2 separate regions of the Homo sapiens genome follow, and region 2 is linked to region 1. Evidence: chromatin loops called from intact Hi-C (ENCODE). Cell type or tissue: endothelial cell of umbilical vein. All regions are shown on one strand. Links, peaks and the distances in the headings refer to the core of each region. The heading gives the core; the rest is flanking DNA.

Region 1 (5,387 bases), core at 140-5,139:
TTATATTATTTAATCATCCCAACAATCCAATAAGATAATATTGTTACTTTCTTTTCTTTTCTTTTCTTTTTTTTTTTGAGACAGGATCATTCTGTCACCCAGGCTGGAGTGCAGTGGTACGATCACATCTTGCTGCAGCCTCGACCTCCCAGGCTCAAGCAATCCTCCGGCCTCAGCCTCTCGAGTAGCTGGGACCACAGTCATACACCACCATGCCTGGCTAATTTTTAAACATTTTTGTGGAGATGTGGTCTCACTATGTTGCCCAGGCTGGTCTTGAACTCCTGGGCTCGAGTGGTCCTGCAGCCTCAGCCTCCCAAGGTGCTGGGATTACAGGCCTGAGCCACCACGCCTGGACCTGTTGCCTCCATTTTATGGATGAGGACACAAGGCAGGGTCAAGTTTAATGACGTACCTGAGACCACACAGCTAGTATGTGGAAGAACCAAGAATTAACGCCACCGTCTGCTGCTGGAGCCTGTGTTCTTAACCCCTAAGCCCACTGCAGCAAGTCACCTGCCTGACAATGACTTAATTGATAAACTCTTTAATAATGGCACTTTGTTCGCTTTTATTACTATGGGATAGATTTTTACAAATGATGGCAATTTGTAAAACATACTGAGGGGTGAGACGTTGGAGCTGTTGATTCTGACCGTGGTTGAGGAGGTTGGAGAATATTTTACAGGGGAGGAACTATTTAAATTTAACGTTAGGCCAGGCATGGTGACTCATGCCTGTAATCCCAGCACTTTGGGAGGCCAAGGAGGGGTGGATCACTTGAGACCAGGAGTTCAAGACCAGCCTGGCCAACATGGCAAAAGCCTATCTCTACTAAAAACAGAAAAATTAACTGGGCATGGTGGTGTGTGCCTGTGATCCCAGCTACTGAGGAGGCTGAGGCAGGAGAATTGCTTGAACCCGGGAGACGGAGGTTGCAGTGAGCTGAGATCGAGCCACTGCACTCCAGCCTGGACGACTGAGCGAGACCCTGTCTCAAAAACAAAAACAACAACAACAACAAAATCAACAACAACAACAAAAACTTTAAATGATGAGTAGGATTTATAGGCAGAACAAGGAGTTAGAGAGAACAGTTCAAGGAGAAGGGAAGTCCTCTACAAAGGCATTCAGAAGATGTGCACAAACAAGTCCAGATATGTGTTCTGTCTCTTGGGTTGAGCTCTCTGGTTCCTTTAAATCTTTCTTCTATGAATGGTCTATTCTAAGTACCCCAGCCTGCCTAAAAAGTGGTTTTCCTTAGTGCTTTCACCTTTCTCGGTTTACATCTCAAGATATAAAAGTATATGTTAAAAAAGATATACTTTAAATGTATATATATCTTTAAAAAGACATACTTTTAAAACTAAAATGAGTAAAAATTTTTAAACTAAAGTCAGTAAAAATACAAGTAGAAGTACTTGTTGCTGGTCTCGGTCATCATTCAAGATGTGACTGTTGCTCTCAGTACTTGGCTCTGAGAAGCGCCACTTATTAACAGTCTCTACAGTGTTGATAAAGGGGGGTAGGTTTTACTTGCGGTAAAACAGAATCTTCAGGTCGAGCACGGTGGCTCACACCTGTAATCTTACCACCGAGGCAGAAGGATTGCCTGATCCCAGAAATTCGAGACCAGCCTGGGCAACATGGCGAGACTCCATCTCTATTAAAAAAACAAAAGGCAGAGTCTTCATAAGTGGAAATATAAGTTTTAATTATTCCAGCTAAATCATCACAGTAAAAAGATGTTAATATTTATCTCCATACTCATCCTTACCAGATAGCCTTGTGCTCTTGGAATGTCGTATTTGTGAAGTGAGCAAGCAGTATGTAGAATAGCATGAGATAGACCAGTCACCAAAGGTTGTTGATTTCTAGGAATGTCTCATGCTGGTTGCATCTGTGTGTGAACTGGGAAGTTGAGATCGCTTTCCACAGAAATTAAGCAAAATCCTGGAGGTAAGTTGTGGATAGGGATGCTGTAGACTCCCTGACAGCATAGGAACTAGAACTCTGAAGCAAGCCACTGGTGCCTAACAAATTCTTTATAAAGTTGTAGAGTGGATCCATGGGGGCTGACGTGGCCTCCAACGCCTAACATGGTTGAAAAGGCCATGGACTTGTGTTCTGGGTTCCTCTAGAATAACCAAGTCCTCACGTAACCTGGTGTGTATTGACCACCTCTCTTGACCGCTGATCTTGGGGAGCACCTTGCTGAGGGCCAATGGAAAATGCTGGAAGCCATGAGCCCTCCTTGTATCCCTGATCTTAGATGGGTCTATGGTTTTTGGTGGAAGCCATCCAGAAACAGCCTCAAAATCCAGTCTGAGTTTTCATTCCTGTCAATCAATCCTCTTATTTTTTTCCTTCACTACCTTATTTCTAGCAACACATCTTACTTATTCTGTTTTCCCAGAAGATGAGTTGTGTATGAGTTTTGGGTGGACTATCTTGACAACCAAATAGCGTTATATTTAAACGTTTGTGAAAATAATAAGCTTAGCATAACCTGCCTTGACAGATGTGGTATGCCTAGTGAAGTTGCTTAGCTATGGCTCAATCTCAGGATCTGTGGGACTCTAATGCCATCTGCTGGTCACACTGATGGCTGCTGCCATCACTTTCTTGGCCTACTCTGCTGTCTTACTCTATAAGACTAACAGGACCCCATAGTTAGGAGAGCGACCTCTAGCGAGCAGGCCTTGGCATTTTTCTTTTTAATTGAATTCATAAAGGCTTAGAATGCCATTTAGACAATTTGTAATGGTGGGGGGAGGTAAGAGTATAAATATTGAATGTATTCAAACCTGTCAATGATGTTCAACTCTTTTCACTGTGGATAAAGATCTTCTAGATGCAATAGAATTAGATTTTGGCGATTACATCCTATTTTATGGGTGTATCGTTTTGCATTCATGGGCTGTTTGATATTGAAATACTATATAATTTTAGTAGTAAGAGCACAGGATCTGGAGTCGAAGCAGGGTTAAAACAAAGGCTTTGTGGCCAGGCATGATGGCTCATGCTTGTAATCTCAACACTTTGGGAAGCTAAGGCAGGAGGATTGCTTGAACTCAGGAGTTGGAGGCCAGCCTGGCAAAATGGCGAAACCCCAACTCTACAAAAAGTACAAAAAAAAAAAAAAAATTAGCCAGGCATGGTGGTACACGCTTGTCGTCCCAGCTACTTAGGAGGCTGAGGTAGGAGAATTGCTTGAGCTCGGGAAGGCTGGGGCTGCAATGAGCCATGATCACACCATTGTACTCCAGCCTGGGTGACAGAGTGAGACCCTGTCTCAAACAACAACAACAATAGCAACAACAAAAACAACACAAATGCTTTGCCAATTACTAAGTTTTTGCTTTGAGCAGGTTACTTAACTTTTCTGTGCCTCAGTTTCCTTGGCTTAAAATGGAGATAAATGTACCTAAACCACAGAGATTAGAACAATACCCAGTGTGAAGTAAAACACTCAACAACTGTTAGCTATTTGATTTTATTTCTTTGAGATGGAGTCTCGCTCTGTCACCCAGGCTGGAGTGCAGTGATGCGATCTCGGCTCACTGCAGCCTCTGTCTCCCAGGTTCAAGCAATTCTCCCCGTCTCAGCCTCCCAAGTAGCTGGGATTACAGGCGCCCACCACCACACCTGGCTAATTTTTGTATTTTCAGTAGAGACGAGGGTTCACTGTGTTGGCCAGGCTGGTCTTGAACTCCTGACGTCAACTCCTGATCCACCCACCTTGGCCTCCCAAAGTGTGGGGATTACAGGCGTGAGCCACGGTGCCTAGCCCAGCTATTTTTATTAAAACAAAAATCTTGTAGTTTATATCATTCTGGGATAGGAGTAATCTCTGGACCATCTTTCTGGGCCATCTTTTTGTTGGAAGAAAGCTGAGGACAAATGACTCTTGTTCCAAGGATTGGGGAGAGGTTCTGCAAGATGGAGGATACAAACTTGTGCTTGTGTAATCTGGATGGAGAACCCACGGAGACAAAGGTATTCTAGGGGTGTGAATGGGGGTGGTTGTGGCTGTCTCAGAGGGTTTTGTGAGTAGAGATGTAGCCACAAGGATGGTGTTAGATTAATGAAGCGGGGGCAGTGGGAGGTGACAGAAAGCTCAGTGATAAAATCCCGTGTAGTCACTGGATATTGGCTGGGGCTGGAGGAGGCCTCCAGGCTGCTCCATGTGGTCCTTGAGTTGGGGACATGCTCTGCAAGTCCTCAGATATGGTCAACACCCTCTCTGAGCTGCCAGGAAGAATTAGGTATGTGCAAAGAACAAGATATTGAGCAACCCAGTGTGGGACAGGAGGCTACAGACACCGAAGCTGGTCACAGAACTTGATGAACCTTGCACAGTTATCATTTCTGCAAAGCTGGTGGAGTTGCTGTTATGGCCTCGGTGCAGCAGGAATGCAATGGTTTCTGTTGTCTGATGATAGAAATACAGGTTCCAGCTAAGGAAGTCAAACCAGAGTTGGGTTTTTGTGGAGAGATTTTTGATTCCTTTTTAATTTTTTTTCTTAAGGTAATAACAAAATTTAAACAACAAAAAATAGTATAAATAATAAAAACTATAGTCTTTCTTACGCTGTCCTTAAAGATAACCACTTTTAACTCATTCAGCTTTTTGTTCTTTCAGTTTTCTTCACAGGTCTAAGTACTGTGCTAAAATCACTATCTGTAAAGGCATCAATTTAAATAAATATTTACTGACTTTCTGCTCTGATACATGAGTTTTCAGCTCACTATTTTTGTGTCTGTCTTGTAGAGGGTATAGATGGGTAGTGTTGTTTGGCCTGCATGCTGTTGAAAAAACGTTTGAGCCAACATTTAAAGGATCAAGTTAAATAAAAAAATATAGATTTTCCTACTTCTCTTGAAAAATCCTCAAATATTTAAATGAGGTTTGCATTCTTTTATGGCAGCTGTTGACCTGAGCTGAATAACGACTGTCGGTCCCTCAGATTTCCAGTTTCCCCAGATGTCCCCACTCCTTACTGCTCTTTAGTGCTGAGGCTGAGTGTAAATTGACATTTCTCATCATTGGTCTCTTTCTTTTCTTTTTTTTTTTTTGAGATGGAGTCTTGGTCTGTCGCCAAGGCTGGAGTGCAGTGGCGCGATCTTGGCTCACTGCAACCTGCACCTCCCGGATTCGAGGAATTCTCTGCCTCAGCCTCCCGAGTAGCTGGGATTACAGGCGCCCGCCACCACGCCTGGCTAATTTTTTGTATTTTTAGTAGAGACGGGGTTTCACCATCTTAGCCAGGCTGGTCTTGAACTCCTGACCTTGTGATCCACCTGCCTTGGCCTCCCAAAGTGCTGGGATTACAGGCGTGAGCCACCATGCCCGGCCTCTTTCTTTTCTTATAGCAAACAAAATA
Region 2 (5,387 bases), core at 190-5,189, 130 kb before region 1:
AATGAATCTAGATTTTCACTGATAATTGGCATTAATAAAAAATGCTACAAAGAAAAAACAGGCCAGGCACAGTGGCTCACGCCAGTAATCCCAGTACTTTGGGAGGCTGAGGCGGGTGGATCACGAGGTGAGAAGTTCAAGACCAGCCTGGCCAAGATGGTGAAACCCGTCTCTACTGAAAATACAGAAAAATTAGCAGGGCACGGTGGCGGATGCCTGTAATCCCAGCTACTCAGGAGGCTGAGGCAGAGAACTGCTTGAACCTGAGAGGCGGAGGTAGCAGTGAGCCGAGATCTGCATTCTAAATCTCTCATAGGTTTTATACTATCTACCTTATAAAAACAGTTCTAGTTTTACCACTCTCTTTTCTTCATTAGATTCATTTTTGAACAATGAGGTTTTTCAGAACTTCTATTCCTTTCAAAGGGATCTTATTATTCTAAGCTGTGAAATTTTGGAACTGATATATAGAGTAATTAACTAAGCCCAGAGTTCTCTCTTTTTGGTAGGTGAGATTCTTACAACAGACTCGCTCTCTCTCAAGTTTATTTTTACTTCAATAACATGGTGCTAATTACAAGCTTGTTAAGACTACTTGATTCTGCTAAGAGAGAGACCATTAAAAACATAAAGTACTACGATTACAGTGCTTCTGCTAAACCTTCTAAAATGAAACTATGACTAAAGCAATTCACAAAGTGTTACATTTATAGCTCAACAAATCTGTTGTTTGGATAAATTCTTCCATCACGACTACCTCCTGCCTCTCTTAGCAGTTCTGTGATTTTTGTATTATTACATCACTGACGAGCTGTTTGTTTTGAGTTACAACTTTGTTTTTTCTTTAAACAACATCTAAATGTTCTTAATTGTGTTCTATCTTCAACTTCTGGGTTCTCAGGCAGATACATTTGCTTGACATAAAATACTGCCCCTACTCTGGCCACTTATATCAGAATTGTTTCTTCAAAAAAAAGGTATGAAATTCCATTCTCATAATTCTAGGCATGAGTTCCAATGCAGCAAATATCATTAACATCCATTTTATATTACTGTTTGCATTAAAAAGTCAAGTTCAGACCCCAATGTCTCAAGTTTGCTATCTCTTCCATCTAAAATAACTGTTCCCCCCTCCATGCTCCTAGAATCCTTCAGCTGTACCTCTATGACAAAAATAAAGAATTCTGCCAGGTGTTCATACAGATGTACGTGCTCCATTAGAGAAGAGGTTACCTGATGCCACAACCTCATTTCTGTTCATCTCTGTATGTAACACTTGCCTAACAAGTAACACATACTCAAAAATATTTTGTGATATTTTTGTTAAACTCATTAATGCCAAAACTTTTTTAATATTAGGATGTATGCTGGGGAGGGAAAGGGGGTTTCCTAATACTTTTATTCTGAACAGTTTACATGCGTAACCATTTCTCACATACAGCAGAAAAAGGCTTTGAAATAAATTTAATCCTAGCTCTACAACTTAACATATTTTATCAGTTCTAAGGTGCAATATTTTGTCAAAGATTATCAAATTCGTAAGATGAACTTAAAGGATCCTTACAACTCAAAAGGATGTTACATTTAGTTATCGATGTTTTAAAATTCTTAGCTATGCATAAAATAACCGCACATCTTGAGTCAGATAATATATAACACTAGCTGTACACTGCTGCATGAGATGTTTAATCTCACCAAGCTTCCACTTCCTCTGGGATAAAATGGGAGTCATAATGCCCATCGCCTGAGGGTTAAATGTATACAAGCCTACCACATACCTAATAAAGCTCCTGCTACATGCTAACAGCAAATACGTTTTAAAAATTAAAGATAGCAATCTACATGGCCATCATCATTGTCACCATTAACATAATCATCAACTTGCTTGATAGGGAACAGAGAGAAAAACACGTTTAGTTTTAAGTGGTAATTCTGAAACCCCCTCCATCCTGTTCTCTACTTCCAGTACACTGAAATTAATTTCTACAATGTGCATTCATAAGTTACCAGAACACAATTTGATTACAGAAAAAACCATAAAGGTCCTGAAAAAAATGGTCTTACTAATAAGAGTTGAAAAAATATCACCATAACAAACTTTAGAAAGAAATAAAGTAGCTGGTAAAAGCTAAATAGTTGAGAAAATATTCTATTAAGACCAATTAAAAAAAAAAAAAGCCAACCCACAAAAATGCCAATTTATAGAATATAAATAGTAATAACTCTAAAGACCACAAGATGGGGTTATAAACCTTTTGAGGCTGTTGCTGCTCCAAGAGCTGCTGTCTGAGATGTTCTAGGTTTTGCTGTTGTAGTTGTTCTGCTATCTGATGAAAAATGGAATTGTTCACAGATTCTGAAACGTGAGAACTAAAAGGAAAAACAGGTGGAAACATATTTTAAAACCCACTAAAGATACTATGAAAATAACTGAGTATTCAAAGAAAACAAAAAAGTCAATTCAATAAAACATATTCTACTGCATGTTTTCTTTTGCAATTTTAATACTTAAAGTAGAATACTTGAGAACATTAATTATTAAAAGAAAAATACATTCTTCAATTGTACATCAATAGATGGATAACGTGTCAGAGATGCTCTGCTGAAGATCTGATATTACCATCTCAGGCTGTTAAATACATATAAATTACTGCTTTTTCATTAGAGCATATTAAGAAAATCTCAATATTTATAAAAAGTTTAAACATTTAAACATTGTTACTTTAACTCCTTCTCTTACTATGAGATAGAAAAACAGTCTATCAATCAGTATGTGTGAAATCTACCATTGTAATTGACCATAAAATTTATAAAACTAATATTCTTCCTTTAGAAAATCATATACATTATTAGGTATGTTAACAGAGACAGATACTGTTTAAATAAGAAAAAATAATAGTTTAACTATATTCTTGGAAATTCACACCTGGAATACACCTGGGATTCTGGGTGCCACAAGGTAAGACATTAACAATAAAAAGGGCATCCCAAAAGAGCCAAACAGGATGGTGAGAAGTCTTGAAACAGTTGGAAAAAAGTGTACTTCATCTGAAGCAAATAAACCTAAGGGGAAGAATGATACCTGTCTTCAAATAATGAAAAGCTACATCTCTAAAGATAGCGGAGTAAATTTGATTCCTTGCTTCAGAAAGCAAAACATGGGTCAGTGTATATTAATAGAAAATAAAGGAAACAGGATTCAGCTCAACAAAAGAACACACAATAATAACAATTAGTTAACTTCTCATTACAGAAAGCATTAAAATACTGGATAAATAAACTGTATCATCAGGACTGTTAAAGGAGATTCTTACATTGTTTAGGACACTGATCAACATGATTTCAAATGCTGCTTGCAAGTTTGCAATTCATAATCTAAAATACTAGTTTTTAAATTTTGTCAAGGGGAATCATTTTACTAAAATGATACATTTGTATCTAACATATTCTAAAATTATGTTTTTGTTTATTACCCCAATATATACAACTAATAACTTCTGTTTGAAACAAGAGACCCACAGACTTTCACCATTCATCCTTCTTCCATTCTCCCAACTTCTACCCCTGCCTCCTCCAACATCTTCCCCCTACTAGTCCATTCACATACCCTCACAGAACCTTGGGCACTGCAGAATTGTTTAGGGAAAAAAAAGTAACTGATTTAATAAAAACATACAACACATTTCTTTACAAAAAAAAAAATCCTCATAACTCCAATCCTTAATTCTCATTAGGTTGATGTGTTTCCACAATTTCATATGCTTTCTAGAAGTGGCCTCTAAGCACTAGAAGCAAGCTTCATTCCTAGTATTCCAACCACTCTTACAATTAAGTTAAATAACTTAAAGCCTAATATGGAAAATATTACAACCAGATTTACCAATATGTATCAATGTTCTTATAGGTAACTTTGATACAGTCTATTTGCAAAGATCTGAGAAAAGACTCAAAATAATACAAAGAGACAACAAGACATATCTCTACCACCTTTGTATAATGTTAGAGGTTCAACAGCTTGAAATAATAATCCCAACTTACTAAGTATACTTAGTAATTCAGATGGCAACATCCCACTAAATATAAAAAAACTATGGCTATAAAGAAAAAATTCTTACAGTTGTGAAGCTGGAATTTCCTTTTTGGGTTCTTCACTATGCTCAGAGTCTTCCCCAAAATCAAACCTATCCATCAACTTCTGGGGGAAAGAAGGAGAAACAGACATATTAAAAAGTGCTTCACACAAATACAAGTTACAAATGCTATTTTAAATGTCAATGGCATTCCGTTATATCTATCATTTAATGTGTAAATAAACATTTTGTATCACTTTATACTATTATAAAGTGTTTTGAGTAGATCTTTTCTTTAAAGCATTTTGATATGTATTATCTTACATAACAAAACAAATTATGATAGAGGCAGGATAAACACTAATACTCAAATTTTACAGAAGACTAAGAATTAAAATAATTAGGTGGTTTTTCCATGGTAATAAGCTTGATAAAACATCTAGGGCCATATTCAATGGATCTATTCCTAATATGGTTCTCATCTTAGAATGCTGTTATTCTTCTGAATGCTCAATTTAAAGGCTTTTTATGTGGTCTAGCTATTTAGTGTTAGACTATATTAGACTTAGAAGCTGCTGGCCAAAACAGTCTAAGTAATAATCCAATAAATCAGTATCTACTTTCCTATAAAAAGTACAAATTTTAAAAATATGAACACCACTTCCAAGTAGTATGATATTCCCATAATTAATAAGCATACTAAGAATATCACACACTAAATTGTACATGAAAGATTTTAAGTTTTAGAAACACTTTAATTATTAATAATTTAGGCATCAACTTATTATAGTTACAGTATAGTGACTAGTTGTAGAGAAGTTTCCTTTAAACATTTTACATATTGATTAAAGAATTTTAATTTTTGCAGGTCCAAATTACAGAACCCAGAGCATCACAGTAAAATGTGGCACCCATGAAAGAAATCAGACAAGCTCAGAAAGTAATCACTTGCCTCAGTGGTGAATACAAGATTTTACTGACTAGTTATTTTTAGTCAAATGAAAATATTTTAAATGTTTCAAAAATGTTTCAAAAAAAATTTTTTTTTTTTGAGTCAAGAGTCTTTCTCTGTCACCCAGGCTGGAGAACAGTTGCTCAATCTTGGCTCACTGCAACCTCTACCTCCCAGGTACAAGCAATTCTCCTTCCTCAGCCTCCCCAGTAGCTGGGATTACAGGCACGCATCATCTGGCTAATTTTTGTATTTTTAATAGAGATGGGGTTTCACCATGTTTGCCAGGCTGGTCTCAAACTCCTGGCCTTAAGTGATCTGCCTGCCTTGCGCTCCCCCAAAGTGCTGGGGATTATAGGTGTGAG

The links. Peaks named below come from ENCODE experiments on the same cell type or tissue, not always from the same donor. Only the 100,000 strongest peaks of a DNase experiment are listed, where the experiment ranks them.
Region 2: it touches region 1 in a loop (14-fold over the local background); 102 of 110 quality-filtered maps call a loop at or near these places.

The regions. Positions count from the first base shown.
Region 1 is chr6:154,673,009-154,678,395 of GRCh38, reverse strand. No RefSeq gene overlaps it. Among named protein-coding and RNA genes, the nearest start is that of SCAF8, 58 kb to the left of the region's middle. In endothelial cell of umbilical vein, for the core only: a CTCF peak has its summit at 2,632 (motif pointing left); a DNase peak (open chromatin) is centred at 2,605.
Region 2 is chr6:154,802,352-154,807,738 of GRCh38, reverse strand. It overlaps SCAF8 (SR-related CTD associated factor 8), which reads right to left. Exons shown (of 20, transcript NM_014892.5): 8 at 4,116-4,195; 9 at 2,253-2,370. Among named protein-coding and RNA genes, the nearest start is that of MIR1273C, 48 kb to the left of the region's middle. In endothelial cell of umbilical vein, for the core only: no CTCF peak of the experiment used is centred there; a DNase peak (open chromatin) is centred at 2,288.